Linked DNA regions of Homo sapiens: region 2 is linked to region 1. A link is a contact called in ENCODE Hi-C or POLR2A ChIA-PET data. All regions are on one chromosome and are shown on one strand. The core of a region is the stretch at or near the end of the contact, and the rest is flanking DNA. Distances in the headings are between cores, read along the strand shown.

Region 1 (3,973 bases), core at 45-2,544:
ATTTCCCCAATTAGTCCCAGAGGCCAAAGATAGGAGCAGGCTTTCTCCACCAGCAGGGCAGAAACTGCAGCTAGAAAGCCGGCCCTGCAGCATGAGGAACCCCTGGGGAGCTGGCAGGAGACCTTGAGGTCTGACCGGCTGTGTTTGGATGGACCCTCTCTAGCTCTTTCCCCGTCATGTGACTGAAAACCTTATCATAATGAAAGCTGTAAAAATGCCAAACTTTAACCTTATTAAAGTCACACTGTTCTGGTCTTGGCAACCATAATAGGATTTTACAACTCAACCTCTCTGACTAGAGTCCTTGAACAGCCCAGGGTCTGTCAGGGTCCGTGATGGGTGACTTAATGCCTTCAGGGACTGGTGCCCACCCACATTCCCACCCTCCCTGTGTCCATCCACCACCCGTGCTCACCGTGGCCTTCCATATGGCCTCCTGTTTTGTTACTCATAGAAATGGAGAAATTTCCACTACCATGGACCCCAGGAAAAACATATGAGCATACCCTACAGCACTTACCAGCTGACATGGTATTTTCCTCCGGATTAATGAAGCACAGTGGAATTTTAGCAGTTGCTGTAATGATTAATATGTCAAATCCATATTGCAGGAGAGGGAAACAGGAAAGCGATGTGAGAACCTAGGAGGGGGGAGGAAAAACAATGGGAAGGGAAGAGAGGTAGCAAAGCCAAAGAAGGACAGGGAAGGAAGAGAAGAACAAGGGAAGGACAGGGCAAAGTGGGGAGAGAGGAACACGGACTCCCACAGGGGTTGGATCAAACAGGCTCGAGCACATTTAGGGACTTCCTCCTGCCACATTGGTAGGAAGGTGGGTCAAGTCAGTTCCTGAGGAGAGGTCTCCCAGGAGCAGTTATTAGCATAAGGTTCTACATGTCGGGAGGTCATGGACCTTGAAGATTTGAGGAAAGGTATGGGGTTTATCCCTAGAAAAAAAATACACATAAAGGGGTTTACTAAGCCCCTAAACCTCCATGAGAAAACACAAAAATGAAAAAACCCTGGGTTCAGCTGACGGTGTTTCTGGAGCTGGGACTGTGTCATCCCTGTCAGCATCCCCTCTCCATGTGATGCCTTTCAGAAACAAGTTTGGAAAGATGACAATGGCGTCAGCCACAATACACATTCTGTTTGCTGAGCCTCTGTCTTGCCCTGTGAGCGCCCACCCTCTCCTCCCCACCTGCAGGCCCACCGCCATGCAGCTCCCAGGATGAGGTCATGCTTACTCACAGGGTCCCTTCCTCCAACTCTAGGCAGTCCAGTGCCCCTACATGAAGTGGTGTCCATGCTGTGCGTGAACATGCTCCGCAGTCTTGAGACCATTACACGGCTGGACAAAGGAATGCCTGGCCAAGCCACCAATGGGAAATACTTTGCAATGCAAATGAGTCCTCCAAAGCCAAGCATTCCCCTCTCCTGCTAATTACTTTTACCTGGTTGCATTAGAAATCCTGGCCAACATGGTGAAACCCCGTCTCTTCTAAAAGTACAAAAATTAGTCAGGCATAGTGGCACACGCCTGTAGTCCCAGCTACTCGGGAGGCTGAGGCAGGAGAATCACTTGAACCCAGGAGGCAGAGGTTGCAGTGAGCCAAGATCGCGCCATTGCACTGCAGCCTGGTGACAGAGTGAGACTCCATCTCAAAAAAAAAAAAAGAATGGCTTCATATTCTGTATAGTCAGGAGCTGGCTCAATGTTAATGTCATTGTCTCTCCTGAAATCACCTGTCAGTGCAAGAGACCTCTGAATTTCCTTTCTTATTTCTTGATCTAAGCATGTATATAGTGTCATGGGCCAGGTTAATTAAAGCTCACTGAATATCACATACTATCCTCTGAACAATCATACGTGTTGCTTCTTTAAAAGCAGGAAAGAAAAAATCAGGTTCTATATGGCCTACCAAGCTTAAATCGTCTCTGTGATGGGAACTGTACAAAAGTCAACAGGTCAACAACAAACACTAGTTTACATACTCAGTAGGTGAAAGAGTGAGCCAATTCATAGATTTCATTTCTGATTGTATTTTTTAACATTTTATTTTCAAAGAATTATAAATCCACAGAAGGTTGCTAAAAGGTGGAAACAACTCAAATGTCCATCGATGGATAAATGGATAAATGTGGTACAGTGGTCCCCCCTTATCCTGGGGGGATACATTCCAGGATCCCCCAGTGGATACCTGAAACTGTGGATAGTACCGAACCCAACTGCTGTCAGTGGGAACACATTTCTGTTCACATATTCCACCTACAATTTAACGCCTTTTCCAGCTTAACTAAACACTTACCAGTATTGTGGTCGTAACTTGCGGTTTGAGGTGTGACAGCAAAACTAGCACGAATTTCTTTTTTCCCTTCACAATTTCACAGATAGAAGATTCATTCCTAACTATAGATCTTAGCAGCCTCAGCATATCATTTTTTTTCTTTCCTGAAGCCGAGAATTTTCACCTTTTCACTTAAAGGAAGCACTTTATGGTTTCTCTTTGGTATATTTGAGTTGCCAGCATCACTACACTTGTGCTTTGGGGCCATTATTAAGTAAAATAAGGGTTACTTGAACACAAGCACTGCGATACTGGGGCAGACAACCTGGCAACAAAGATGGCTATTAAGTCACTACTGGGTGGAGAGTGTAGACAGAGTGGACACGATGGGCAAAGGGAGGGTTCATGCCCTTAGCAGGATTCAGCAAGATTTTATTATACCTCTCAGAACTACTCACAGTTCAAAAGGTATGAATTGTTTATTTCTGGAATTTTTCATTTAATATTTTTGTATTGCTGTTGACTGTGGGTAATTGAAACTAAGGAAAGTAAAATTGTGGATAAGCAGGGATGGGCTACTATACATACAGATAATGGAATAGTATTCAGCCTTAAAAAGGAAGGAAATTCTGATATGTTTCTATGACATGGATGAACCCTGAAGACACTATGCTAAGAGAAATAAGCCAGTTACACAAAGATAAAAACTCTGTGATTCCACTTAGATGAGGCACTTATACGAGTAGTCAAATTCAAAGAGACGAAAATTTGAATGGTGTCTGTCAGGGGCTGGGAGGTGAGGGGAATGAGGAGTTGTTTCATTGGTATGAACTTTCAGTATGGGAAGATATAAAAAGTCCTCTGGAGATGGATGGTGGTGTTTGTTGCATAATAATGTGAATATATTTAAAGCCAACAAACTGCGCCTGTAAAAATAGTTACAATGGTACATTTTATGTTATGTATATTTTACCACAATCAAAAATTGACAAGAAAGTCCCACAGACACTTCACTAGGCCAATCCAGTGTAACAGCTTGCATGACTATAATACATTATCAAAACCAGGGAACTGACATTGGTACAACCCAGACTCATTCAGACTTCACAAGTACTCGTGTGTGTGCGCGTGTGTGCGTGTGTATGTGTGTGTGTGTGTGTGTAGCTCTATGCAATTTTATCACCTGTGTGGCGCTGTTTCATCACAAGCCACTCTTTGTGCTGTCCTCTGTGGCCACACTTGCTCCTTCCTGACAACTAACCTGTGCCTCATCTCTATAATTGTTTCACTTAAAAAATGTTACAAAATGAAGTCATACAGTATGTAACCTTTTGAGATAGGCTTTGTTCACCACATAACTGCCTCGAGATCCACCCACGTTGTTGCATGTATCAATAGTTTATTCCTTTTTATTGTTGGATAGGACTCAATGATATGGATGGAAATGTTTGATTATATTTTTACATCTACCATTAATAAATTCAATTTTCTGTCCACATTAAGACCATCGGTGAATGGACTTGATTCCAATGTGACCACTACAGGAATGGCGTCCAAGGGGCTCACCAGAGCATCCTAGCCTCCACCCACCCATGCAGGGGCTTTTGTCTGGGCCATAGGCTGTTTCATTGAAGAAATGGGTCCTACCGGGCCAGCTGTTCTGCCTACTGACTTTCAGCTGTGGGGA
Region 2 (3,876 bases), core at 25-2,524, 210 kb before region 1:
AACCATAGGCTGGGTCACATTCACTTTGCATTTGTGCGGGTAGCAAGTTGGGTCTATCTGAACACACAATCTGCAAGTTCACTAGCAAAAGAGTTGTTTACTGTACTTCTTTAGCATGTGGGGTCAACTCATTGACCCAGAAGGAGGCCATCAGAGATTTGCAGGAGACAGACTGGGACTCTATCTAAGCTGATTTCCCCTGGCAAATGACTGAATCCCTCCACACTTCAGTTTCCCCTTCTATGAAAAAAGAGGGAAAAATGTTTGCCACTCAGAATTGTTAGGAGGAATATAGGTGATCAAAATTCTTACAATGTCAAGCATGACAGTCAGTAAACTTGTCTTCCCCTTATATACCCAGTGGTAGCTGCATTTGCAGTCTCCTGACAGGGGAGACTGTTCTCTTCCAAAGCAGAGTCCCCAGGCAGGAGCTACTGTTGGCATAAAACCATCTGTTGAATTGTACTGTTGTTGCATGGAAGGCAAGAGGACTCCTAATGTTTGATGTCTTTGGGGCTTTTGCCTTGAAGGACAATGGGGATAGACCTTTGCCTCGGAAAAGGAGCGACTCAAGTACAAGGCAGGTAAAACCATGGAAAGCAACAAAAGATCAGGGGACCCTTAGGCTGCTGTGAAGACCGTACCATGAAAATCGAGATAAGGTGGTGCTTTCCTCAGTCAGCAGGAGCACCCAGTCAAACAGAGCACCTGGCCCCCGCCCAGCGAATGAAGAGTGGTTGATTCATGAAGAGCCTGGAATGGAGACAGCACCTGTCAGAAGAGGTGATGGGGCATGAGTATGTGTACCAGGTTCAGAGTTCGGGCTCCTTCAGTCCAACTGACCAATAGGAGAAAACGCTGAAAAGAGACGGTGATTCAGGGCTGGCAGTGAGGAAGTCCCCAACTTTATCAATGTACCTGAATTATTGTTTGGTTCTTCCTGTCTTTGGCTTTTGATAGTTGTGGTCCTCAGCCAAGAAGAGACAGAGGAAATGGAACAGAGGGTGTTCCTGAGAAATATGGGGGAGGAAGAAGTTATTGTCAACTGGCGCTCCCGCCTGCAATTATTGTGGTGTTGGCGTTCCTCATACTTCCCAGTGCCGTCCCCACCACTCATTGTGCTGGCTTGGAGGCACTCGGTTCAGAGTCTTCAAACCCTCCTCCTCAGCCTTGGCCAGGCTGTCTGTCTCCTCAGGGCAGCCAAAGAAGATGAGCTCATTTCCAGAACCCAAGAGGTGGCTCTGACCCTCTCTTCCCAGTTATTGCTGAAGTTGGGTGGCTGAAACCAGTCAGGGCATCATGCTGGCACCAGGCCAGTCTTGCATCAGGCAAATCTGCTGACTCATCTCTCTCTTCTAAACAAGCTCTGAGAGTTGGCATGCAGGAAGCAGCACCAAGGAGTCTGATGGCGTGGGCCACCTGGCAGGGACTGACCAAGGGGAGGCGAGGAGCAGCAGCCACCTGCCACCCCAATCCCACATTCTTCTAACAGCACCAGGGACAGAAAATATGTGCCTACCCAAGAATTTCAGGGCCACAAGTAGAAACAAGTATATCATAACAGGGAAGGTTGCAACATGAGAAATATGCTTTCCCTGAGAAAAGTGGATAACTTGACTTGAATGATCTTCAAAAATTATGTTTGGTGTTTGGAAAAGCTTAGTGGATTCTTTAAAAAGAGCTACACATTAATATTTGCAAATAAAAGATATACAAAGAATAAAACAAAAAAAATGGCCCATAATCTCCTCTCCCCCAACCTCAGATAATTGTAGAAGTACTTGATTAGATAATATATATGTACAAAATAAAAAGTGAAAGCTCCCATCCCCTGACTTATCCCTCTCTTAAACGCACATTTTTACGTGCTTTTTCTTTCTTTCCCATGGGAAAACAATGTATGTATACCCCTACATTTCCATTTGTCCTTAAACATCTTTAGTGTACCAAAACCGCCTCAGGTTTGCACAACTTCATGGAACACCAACCACATTGTACTTTAGGGTGTCTTGAACAGGGGCAATATTCCCATAGCACACAGTGTGAATGGTGCCCACCAGAGCCGCACAGTGTGGTAGGAGTGCTGTTTCCACATCATAGTATATCCTGGAGCTCTTTTCAGATCAATACATACGGATCTATCTCATTTTCTTTTAAACATCTGGTTTCATAGATTCTATCATTTGGATGTACCATCATTTCTTCAACCAGTCCCCTGTGGGTAGACAATTCATTTCCTCCTTCCTCAATTATAAGAACACTCCAATTAGCATCCTTGTACAAATATATTAGCAAACTCTTGTGAATGTCCGTAGAATAAAGTCTTACCATTGGGATTCTTAAGTACATACATCTTAATTTTATAGACATTGCCTAATCAATAACTTCATTTTAAAGAACAACTACTCCAAGGAGCAAAACAGTTTCCCTGACTTAATTCCTCCCTTGAAGGAAGGTGAAAAGGATTTACCTGACATTGTAACAGAGTCCCTTTATGACCAAAAACAAGATTAACTGGGTATGAATACAGATTGGGTGAATAAGAGAGAGGTGGATTGGATGAGGAAGAATAAAGAAAATTCTTTAGAATTTACAAAGGACTGTCATCTTAACCACTGATATGAAGAAAGGTGGACAAAAGGGCTTAAAAGGCCTCTTATTCTCTATAACTTGGTTGTTCACCCTAGAGGGACTTTGTCGTTCATGAGTTAGTGACATGTTGCATCTATAGACTCATCATACATCAGTGAGAGCCACCAAGCAGCTCAGAAAAGAAATGGAGGTTTAACCATGCGCTCTATGCTTTTACTGTATGTGCTAGGATTTTCTCAGAGATTCCATTATTGAATGTGTGTTTCACTTACCTACTGTAGCTCTACAATAAAGCAACATTATCTCTCATCCTTCTGTGGGTTGACTGGACTCAGCTGAGTGGTTCTCACTTGGGGTCTCCCATGTCATTGCAGTCATATGCGGGCTCTTGTTTCAAATGGAATTTCCCAAAGTAATTTGTAACTTTCCCCCAGCCTCCTGTAGCTATTATTCTCCTGAAGACAGGAGGATGGAGGATTGGCCGTTAGTGTTTGGGTCACAAGAGACATACCTAACTCAAACTGACTTAAAGGAAAAGATGAATTTACTGGCTTAGGTAACTTCAGGAATACTTCAGGAGTACCTAGATCTAGCTGTTAAAATAATCTTATTAGGAATTTGTTTCTTTCCATCTCTCAAATTATTTTTTTCCTCTATTAGGTTCTTTCTCAAATAATGCCACCAAGTGCTCCAGGCTTAAGATTAACAACCTTGGGAAAAAGAAAACATCTCTCCCAGTGGCCTCAGCACCATCCTGAAGCTTTTATTGGACTGAGTGGGTCACATGTATATCTCTGAACAAATCTTCATGGCCAGGAGAAGGGGATGCACTGGCCAAGCCTGGGCATTTGGCCAACCTCTGGGTCTGGGAGATGGAATCAGCTTCCCCCTAATTGTATGAACTGATATTAAGAGTGAATTACTTAGTAAAATGAATGTGGAAGAAGGGAGACTGTAGGCAAAGACAAAAGATGTCTACCTATAAGGTCCTTACCTGGGACTGGTGTGACAATGCTTGGGAACAAGTCACGCTTTGGGTGAACCTGTGGTTCAATTGGCTTTTGAATCCTCAGCTGTGATTAGGAGAACACTGAGACTTTTTCACCTTTGACAGTGGTCAGTAGATATATAGAATCATGGAATCATTCAATGGCTGAGACCCTGAGGACCACTGACTCCAATCCCCCACCTAGTGGTTGAGTCCCTTCCACAGCTCCTCTGCAAACACTTAGAAATGCTCGGTGGCAGGATGTTTGCTCACTGCCTTCAAAAGCAATCTCTTCC

What was found. A loop is a pair of places that touch in the nucleus more often than their neighbours do. ChIA-PET counts read pairs that join two places held with the same protein, here RNA polymerase II (POLR2A). Pooled maps may share reads with other maps.
Region 2: a loop to region 1 is called in a map of psoas muscle, with 1.9 times the contacts of the local background. The contact joins the enhancer-like site here to the promoter of LINC01762 in region 1. A Hi-C loop is called at or near these places in 3 of 168 maps with a recorded cell type or tissue (colonic mucosa, gastrocnemius medialis and psoas muscle), 1 of 37 single-sample maps with no recorded cell type and 1 of 50 pooled maps. POLR2A ChIA-PET finds 5 or more read pairs at or near these places in 1 of 52 experiments (Panc1).

Annotation. Positions count from the first base shown.
Region 1 is chr1:116,477,532-116,481,504 of GRCh38, forward strand. It overlaps LINC01762 (long intergenic non-protein coding RNA 1762), which reads right to left and starts at 1,295. Exons shown (of 4, transcript NR_125972.1): 1 at 1,250-1,295; 2 at 521-641. LOC112268235 (a long non-coding RNA gene) reads left to right here and starts at 1,691. Exons shown (of 2, transcript XR_002958352.2): 1 at 1,691-3,973. RefSeq lists an enhancer at 740-1,299.
Region 2 is chr1:116,267,062-116,270,937 of GRCh38, forward strand. No RefSeq gene overlaps it. Among named protein-coding and RNA genes, the nearest start is that of ATP1A1, 100 kb to the right of the region's middle. Within about 2 kb of position 1,275, at least 3 of the 41 ENCODE cell types and tissues checked have a DNase peak (open chromatin) inside an H3K27ac peak, as active enhancers do.